Regions from separate parts of the Homo sapiens genome. Here region 2 is linked to region 1. The links are chromatin contacts, found by Hi-C or POLR2A ChIA-PET in ENCODE. All regions are on one chromosome and are shown on one strand. Each heading gives the region's core, a stretch centred on a gene start or an enhancer-like site at or near the end of the contact. The rest is flanking DNA. Distances are from core to core; before and after follow the strand shown.

What was found. Hi-C counts contacts between places; a loop is a spot of excess contacts on that map. ChIA-PET counts read pairs that join two places held with the same protein, here RNA polymerase II (POLR2A). Pooled maps may share reads with other maps.
Region 2: a loop to region 1 is called in a pooled map, with 4 times the contacts of the local background. The contact joins the enhancer-like site here to the promoter of LACTB in region 1. A Hi-C loop is called at or near these places in 1 of 37 single-sample maps with no recorded cell type and 8 of 50 pooled maps. POLR2A ChIA-PET finds 5 or more read pairs at or near these places in 4 of 52 experiments (Caco-2, H1, activated B cell and 1 more).

What each region holds. Positions count from the first base shown.
Region 1 is chr15:63,119,439-63,123,989 of GRCh38, reverse strand. LACTB (lactamase beta) reads right to left here and starts at 2,129. Exons shown (of 6, transcript NM_032857.5): 1 at 1,762-2,129; 2 at 1,288-1,354. The coding sequence starts at 2,118. It overlaps LOC107984798 (a long non-coding RNA gene), which reads left to right and starts at 2,223. Exons shown (of 2, transcript XR_001751584.1): 1 at 2,223-3,250. RefSeq lists silencers at 1,371-1,560, 1,571-1,640, 1,661-2,240.
Region 2 is chr15:63,230,041-63,234,591 of GRCh38, reverse strand. All of the region lies in intron 1 of RAB8B (RAB8B, member RAS oncogene family), which reads right to left. Among named protein-coding and RNA genes, the nearest start is that of RAB8B, 43 kb to the right of the region's middle. Within about 2 kb of position 2,016, at least 6 of the 41 ENCODE cell types and tissues checked have a DNase peak (open chromatin) inside an H3K27ac peak, as active enhancers do.

The sequences.
Region 1 (4,551 bases), core at 880-3,379:
GGGAGTTTAGAGAAGACTCTGCTCCTCCACCTCTTGTGGAGGGCCTGACATCAGTCAGGCTTGCCCGCAGTTATCCGGAGGCCTAACCGTCTCCCTGTGATGCTGTGCTTCAGTGGTCACGCTCCTAGTCCGCCTTCATGTTCCATCCTGTACACCTGGCTCTGCCTTCTAGATAGCAGTAGTCAATTAGTGAAAGTACTAAAAGTCTCTGATATGCAGAAATAATGGCATAAGCTGTCTTTCCCTCTGTCTCCTCTCCCTCTCTGCCTCGGCTGCCAGGCAGGGAAGGGCCCCCTGTCCAGTGGACACGTGACCCACGTGACCTTACCTATCATTGGAGATGACCCACACTCTTTACCCTGCCCCTTTTGCTTTGTATCCAATAAATAACAGCGCAGCCAGACATTCGGGGCCACTACCGGTCTCCGCGCATTGGTGGTAGCGGTCCCCCGGGCCCAGCTGTCTTTTCTTTTATCTCTTTGTCTTGTGTCTTTATTTCTACACTCTCTCGTCGCCGCACACAGGGAGAGACCCACCGACCCTGTGGGGCTGGTCCCTACAATAGTGTATAACCCCAGTACTTAGCACTTTGCTTTTTACGGAAGAGAGGCCTCAAGAAATTGTTAACTTAATTAAAAAAGAAAACTTCACAAATTCTGAGTTTTATCTACCCATAAGTGTTACCTGCAAGTACTCAGTTAATGGATTGTTCTACACAGTAGTTACCCCTTATCTGTGGTTTCGCTTTCCTCAGTTTCAGTTATCCATGGTCCGAAAGTATTAAATGGAAAATTCCAGAAATAAACAATTCGTAAGCTTTAAATTGCATGCCACTCAGAGTATTGTTGTGATTGTTCTATTTTATTATTGTTGCTAATCTCTTACTATGCCTGATTTATAAACTTTATCATAGATATGTATATATAAGATAAAATATAGTATATACAGGGTTCAATATCATCCACTTTTTCAGGCATCCACTGAGGGTCTTGGAATATATCCCCAGGATAAGGAGGGACTACTGTATAAAACTTTCAGACTAATAAATCCAGTCCTAAGAGAAAAGTGGGAGTGGGTAGCCATCCTCATGACTCCAATTTATTAGTCACATTTTAAACCTTACCGTGATTTAAAAACACCTGACTCTTTATTATGTTAGATGTTTTCTCTACAATATGCATCGTTTTATGTAAATGCAATAGCATTTCATGGGATCCACTCTAACCAGTAAAACAATATTTTATTTACCAACTGGCACAGAACAAAACAACAATTTTCTGAACCCACCTTCTGACCAGACTTCTTTTCCATCTACAGAAACTCCAACCACTATGCCCGGTGCGCCCACCTCATCCTAAGACCGAAGGGGAAAGAACCGACAGTTACGGGCCTGCTGAAAAAGCCCAGCGCTCTCCTCGGGGACCTTCCAAGGCCCCGCCCCCTGAGCCTGGGCCCCGCCCCCTCCACCTGGGCCCCGCCCACCTCGTCCCAGGCCATGGTCACTCACTAACAGCAAGGGATGTGCCTGTCCGCCCCCTAGGGGGAAGGGGCGGTCCCCGAGACAGGCGGTGACCTCCACCCAGATTTGGGGAACCCCCAAGAGCGTCTGACCACGGCTCGGCGGTGGGGAAATGGGAAGTCTTTCTCGGAAGCCGATCGCGGGCACCCCGCCGCCCCGGGTGGGGTCCACTCAGCCCCCGACAGCACCGCCGACAGGGGTGGATCCCCGGCCCCCTACGCCCCCCGCTCCAGTGGCCGCACCTTGATCCTGTGCAGCAGGTCGCGGCTGCTCTCGATGGCTCTGGCGAAGCACCTGGAGCAGGGCGGCGCCGGGGTCTGCGGAGACCACGGGGCGAGGGACTGCTCCTGTGGCGGCTCGGCCAGAGGCGACGCCTCAGGGTCGGGGGCCGCGGGGGACTGCGCCGGGGCCGCGCCCCTCAGCCCACCTGCCAGCTTCACCCCGAGCGCCAGCCCCAGCCCCAGCCCGAGGCCCCCGACCCAGCCGTGGCCGAGAGGCGGCAGCCCGGCGCGCTGATGGACCCCGCGTCGTCCGCAGCTTGAGGCCAAGCCCCCGGGGGCGGCAGCCCGGGCAGTCACTGCTGACATGAGCCGGTACATGGCGTCTCTGCACAGCCGGCCGCCACCAAACTCACGCACACCCTGCCAGCCGCGGCGCGGGGCGGAGGGAAGGGCAGGGGGCGGGACGGGGGTGGGGACCGCGGTCAGACCCTAGCAGTCGACGCCTGACTACCCGAGCGCCGATCGCATCGAGCCCTTCTTCCTCTCCCTTTTCTTGTCTCTTCCTTGTTTTTCCTTTCTGTCTCTCTTTCCTTTTTTTCCTTTGCTTACCCTCAGATCAAGCGTCACCTCCCAGAAGCCTTCCTAGTTCCCGTCCCATGGGAGTTCTCGCCCTTACCATCTTGCCCCTCAGTGTGCACACTTCTTTAACAACAGTTAACACTTTGTATCATTTAACTACTTGTCAGATTCCTTACCAGAGTGGGACTTCTTTGGGGAGCCTAGACTTAGTTTTGGATCCTCAACTTCTGGAACAGCGCAGGGCACACAGTAGACGCTCAGCAGGCATCTCCTTTCCCTTTAGAGATGCCTTTCTCCTTTCCTTTCCCTTTCTCCTTTCCCCCTTTAGAACGCGCTTCTTTTCACTCTCTTGCCATCTCCCTTATGTCTCATTTCAATTCACCCATTTCCCTAAAGATGTTTTAAAATCTATTGCTTCTGGAATTCTAGCTCCACACCGTACCAAAGACATGAAGTTACATCCAGACCTTATATTACCTTTCTTTTGCTATAAAAGATAAAGTGTTTTTTAAAAATTTCGTGCTTGAAAAATTTTAATCCAAAAGTAACTATTATAATTTACAATTACCTATGATTTCTCAGCATCTGTAAATGATCAGACATTCTTGTGAAATAAGAAACCTAATCTCAAATTGCTACAAAATGTAAAATGTGTATAAAATCCTAGTTTAACGTGTAATGAAATTGATATGTTAATTTGAAGTTACTTAAACATTTATCAGTTTTGTAATTTTTATATTTTGGGATACATACATACACACACACACACACACACACACACACACAATCTTTGAAAGCTTGTAGGCTTTATACCTTCAGCACTGGGGCAATATGCCCCATATACAAAATGGCCCTGTCTTTTCTTGCAGGTGGAATAAAGAAGAGAGCTCACAGACTTGAACTGACAAGCCATCAGGACAAACATATTGAGGTAATAAACTTACTGAGTAAACATATACATACCTCAAAATAAATATATTGAGGTAATAATTATTTAATAGGAGGAAAAGGCAATAATGGTATCCATACCTAGCAAGAAAATAGTGGGGCTAAATAAGTAAAGCTTCTGGGGCTACTCACAAAACCCAAGACTCCAAGAGACCAGAATATCCTAGGACCCAGAGCGTTTGACACTGAAACTGCAGTTATAGTGGACAGATGTACTCTATTAAGATAGTACTGGAGGTTCCCACGGTGGGGGTCACCACTACTCCAAGAACATGAGAGAAAAAATATAAAGAGAAAAATGTAAAAGACGCAGTCAGTGGTGGTTATGAGTGCCCACTTTTATTTAAACTGTACATAATTTTTCTTTAAACTGTACATATGTTACTGAAACACCAAGGGTTTAGCCTAGATCCCATTGCTCGCCACACAGAAAGCCAGTCACCAAGACAATGAGTATCGCCGGGGGAAAACAAAGCTTTTTCAGGTGCTGCAGCCAGGGAAACGGGAGTTCAGTCTCAAGTCCATTTCCTCAGCTAACTAAAATTAGGGGTTTATATAGCAAGGAAGAAATGTAACTATGTGTGGGGAAACAGGAAATAGGGAGGGATAAGGAAGAAGAATTGTTCAACAGGAAGCAGGTGGTTGGTTAGGCCGGGGGTCCCAACCCCTGGGCCATGGACTAGTTAGGAACTGGGCCACACAGCAGGAGGTGAGTGGCAGGTGAGGGAGCATTATTGCCTGAGCTCCACCTCCTGTCAGATCAGTCATGACCTTAGATGCTCATAGGAGCTCGAACCCTATTGTGAACTGCGCATGTGAGGGATCTAGGTTGCTTGCTCCTTATGATAATCTAACTAATGCCTGATGATCTGAGGTGGAACAGTTTCATCCTGAAACCATACCCATCAGCCCCAACCCCACACCCCATGGAAAAACTTTCTTCCATGAAACCTGTCCCTGGTGCCAAAAAAGCTGGGAACCGCTGGGTTAGGCAATCATGACAGGTGAAGGATCTGGTGTCTCATTGTCCAAATGTGGTGATCTGGTAAGTTTCAGTTTCTTGATACTATCTGGGAGACCTGATGGTTGGTTTCCTCCAAAAGGAACTCAGATAAGACAAATGTAAGTTTCTCAAGTTTTAAGACTGGGCAGGTCAATTTTCTCTCTTTATTCAAAATAAACCATAAACATATTCTATTGGACAATTGGGCTGGTTTCACATATGTGTTTTTTGCACTCTTCTGTACCTCTCCTTGGATAAAAAATAAAAAAAGAAACAGAGCC
Region 2 (4,551 bases), core at 767-3,266, 110 kb before region 1:
TCGCTGGAGGCAGCTGAGGGGAAGGGCTTGGCCAGCAAAACAGAAAGAAGGAAACTTTCAACCTGGCCCAAGTCCATAGTTAACAGATCTAACAGGGAAAAGGAACTTGGAATGAGCAGTACTGGGCCACTTTTCATTCCACAAATTAGATATAATTGAACATGGTAAAGGGACAGATTGACAAGACTCTTTTACACTAAAGTTAAATTAGTCAGTCAACAGATATTAATAACATAATCTTTTCTGTTTCAAGAGAATAGGGAGGTTGCCCCTGCGTTTGTGAATGGGTGAAAGGATACCATTGCTGGAGTGTGGGAAAGAGTAGTTTTCTTGGCCTTCGGAACTCTCTCTCTAGGGCCAACTAGTTCTCCTGACCTTCAGCATAAGCTGTGACTTGATGCATTTTGGCCGGTGGGTGCTGCAGCTTAGAACACACACAGCTCTCCTGCTTTGAGTACTATCTTGGGTCTCCTGGGGAAGTCTGCTGCCTGGTCCAGAAAAATCAGGGGTAGAAAAACATCAGGGACCTTCAACTAAGGTTTTCTATACCTCGTTCCCACTGAATTTCTTTTAAAAGACTAATTTGGCTGCAGTCATGAGAACCTTGAAAAAAAATTCAGACTTCTGGGTCATTCAGCCTTTCAATGAATCATAACAATGCAAGATTTCAATGCTGGGTTTACTCACAGCACTGCACATTTTTCTACAAAGGTTATCTATCCCCTTTGACCCACTTTAAGAAGCAGAAGTTAAATACTGTGCTTTTACAGTTAAAAAGGAAAAAAAAACAGGACTTTGTTTCAAAAGTACATTTGGAAACACGTGATCCCAGGCTATCTGAATATGGGTTATGTGGTTTGTATATTTACATTTCAGAGATCTTCCAGAAATAGAAAAATAGTTTCCCAAATATTGAAGTCTACTTTAAAGAAATGCTACATTCACCTCCTTAAGATTTTGATTAACAATAAAGATACAGTTCTTGCCAGTTTTGAAACTTTCTTTGACAATCAAATTTTGCTTATGCTTTTTTTGGTTTGAATTTAGATTAATGAAATTTTAGAGTAGCTGATTTTAGGATAATTAGTTGAAATCTCTAATTAGAAAAATGGACTACTGAAATAAAAAATGAGTCATAAACTGAAGCTTTAAAATATTTTTTTCTCAAAATAAAGGACTTGGAGAAAATGTAAAGGTAGAAATAAATCAAGAATGTTACTTAGATTGAGACTGGGAACAGTGGCTAATGCCTGTAATCCCAGCATTTAGGGAGGCTGAGGTGGGAGGATCACTTGAGGCCAGGAGTTGGAGACCAGCCTGGGCAACATGATGAGACCCCACCTCTAAAAAAAAAAAAATTAAAAATTAGCTGGATGTGGTGGCACGTGCCTGTGGTCCTAGCTACCTGGGAGGCTGAAGTGAGCGGATAGCTTGAGGCCAGGAGTTAAAGGCTGCAGTGAGCTATGATCATTGCGCCACCACTCCCCAGCCCTGGCATGCCATGAGACTATTCTCAACAAAAAAGAAAAAAAAAAAGAATGCTACTTAGATTGAAAAAAAAGAGGTCAAGGCATTGTTCTTTCATAAATATACGTCGCATAAGTTATAAAGCTATTTTCACCAAGTATAAGTTATTTTGCTGGATATATTTATAACTATTTAAATTTTTGTTTATTTATATTAAAATTGTTTTCTTGTTTGAAAATTAGGAAGTCTAAAGTTTAGGAGGAAAAACACAATAAAAGTAAGTTTAGAAAACATTTAACAACAGTGTGAAATGATCACTGGCAGCCAAATACGTTTATTTTAGCTTTGTTCAACCCAACAGAGGAAAACGGGGCATTTTTTAAGGGGGACAAATGGTCAGCAAATATAACTTGCCCTTAAAAAAAAACCTGATAAACTAAGAAGATGGACTAGAATTTTCTGACGTGTTTGGTTCTTCCATCCTATGAATAGGAAGTGGCAAATTAAATGGCATTTATATATGTCAACAGTGACACACATTACCACTTCCTGCTAAAAAAGCTGAACGGCTTTACACTGTTTCAGAATTTTCTATTTGTTACTAAATTAAATTCAATTCTTGGCATTCTTCATATGACAGCTGTACCCATAAGATCTAATCATACCAACAAAATATAACAAACTCATAAACTAATTTCAGAAATTAGGAAGAATTTACTAATTTCTCTTTGAGCCATAAACATGCATTATAGATATACAAATAGTACAATTAAGAATAGTTTTAAACAATGTCTCTATTTGAGTCTCGAAGGGCTTTAATTTGTAAGGTTAAAATATAATGATCTAATTAACCCTTAATATATCTCTGGGAAATAAATGAGCAAAATAAATAACTATATATCAAATGATAACTACTAAAATATAACTATGTGTTGAATCATAAATAAAAGGTTTCTAAATGCTAGAACTACCAAAAGTCAAGAAAGACAAAAATAGCAAATAAAGTGTAATAATACAGCTACAACTCAGGTAAAGTATGCAGAAACAATTAGGAAACACTGAGAATTTTAAATCTGATTAAGGAGCCAGCAGAGATTATCCAGCATTCAGCTCACCATTTAAGCCAGGCCAAAAGACTTCATGACAAGTCTCTTTTGCAAATCTTGCACTTTGAAAAGGAAATGTGTTTCAAGTGTTACTCAATCTAGAAGTAGCAATAAGCTCGAAGATGTCAAAATGTGGATTTTAGAGATTCTCAGTGAACAGATGTTGTACCTTCAATAAAGTCTCTTTTCATAAAGGGGCTAACTGGTGAACTAACCTTTCTTAAAGAATGAAAGTTCAGAATGCCTCTGAGCTTCCATTTCTTTCCCCACTATTAATTCATCATTATCTCAAGAACCAAACTGCTCCAAAACAAAACCAGTTGCGTCTCTCTTGCTGCATCCATTGTTTCTGATAAAGTGTACCTTTGTAGCAGGAAAACCCCTCGAGTATGAACCTCTATTATTTCCTAAACCTAGAATTTCCTTGTTTGAATTCTGACAACTGAGTCAGATCTGTTTCATTTAAGGGTGAGGTGAATACTCTGAAGACATTCAAAAACTGAAGTTAAAAAAAAAAACAAAAAACACGCAAATCCCTGATTTTAGGTACTAAGGCGCTATTGCTATGGGAAGACCATATTGCCAAATCACTGGAATTATCACTGGAAAAAATTACAACTACATTCCAATGATGTTGCACCAAAAATGCAGTGAAACTGATTATTTGGCTCTTTCCAAGTATTGACCATGTATCGTATTTTCCATTCATTTAGAGGTAAATGAAAGCTAAAAAAATAAACTAATAGAACTAAGTAATAACACTACATAGTACAACTAACTAAAAACAAATGATATCTCTTTTCCCTTTTAGAATGAATTCTTAAAAAGAAAAAATTAAAAAGAATGCTATCCATGTAATGTATCAGATAATAACCAGGGTTAAAACAAACTTTAGCTGTATACATATTTTTACTTTCCAGGAAAATTCCCAAGTCACTTTGTTCAGAAATATTTCAGCTTATATTGGTATGAACTGTAAAATTTGGTAATTTTCCCACCCAATTAATACAAATAAACATTTTAGTAGAGAGGGGAGGAGGAAGGGTCTTTACCAAATTACTAGAGGCAGTAGAGAAAAACCTAAAGTCATACTCTCCCAGCCTGGGCAACATAGTGAGAGCCCATCTCTACAAATTAAATTAAATTAAATTAAAAATTAGCTGGGCATGGTGGCACATGCCTGTAGTCCTAGCTACTCGGGAGACAGAGGCAGGAGGATCATTTGAGCCTAGGAGTTCAAGGCTACAGTGAGCTATGATTGTGCCACTGCACTCCCACCTGGGAAACAGAGCAAGGCCCTGTCTCTAAAATAATAATAATAATAAGTAGTAAAATCATACTCTCTCCTGCAGGCCTGCCTCTGCCTTCTCTCATCCTCTTATCCCACTGACTTTTCTCTAAATAAAAAGTGATAACAGGCCGGGCGTGGTGGCTCACGCCTGTAATCCCAGCATTTTGGGAAGTCCAGGCGGGCGGATCACCTGAGGTCAGGAGTTCGAAAACAGCTTGGCCAACGTGGCGAAACCGTGTCTCTACTAAAAATACAAAAATTAGCCAGGTGTGGTGGTGGGCGCCTGTAATCCCAGCTACCAGGGAGGCTGAGGCAGGAGAATTCCTCGAACCCGGGAGGCGGAGGTTGCAGTGAGCCGAGATCAAGCCACTGCACTCCAGCCTGGGCGACAAGAGCAAGACTCTGTCTCAGCAACAACAACAACAAAAGTGGTAAGAGATTATAAAATAAACAAACATAACTGCAAACTTCCAGCGTTCTGAATCTAGTTAACAAGAGCCTTTTCTTGATCAAAACCAACATCAATGCCACAAAAGTGTATGAAAATTAAGCAGCACTTACAGCTCACTGTAGCCAGTGTGATGGAAGGATAATTATAATAAGCTATTGCTGATGAGTAAAGTTACAACCAACAGAGTAATGCAGGTAAGAGGATGAGTAAAAAAAAAATCAACATTTTGGCACAAA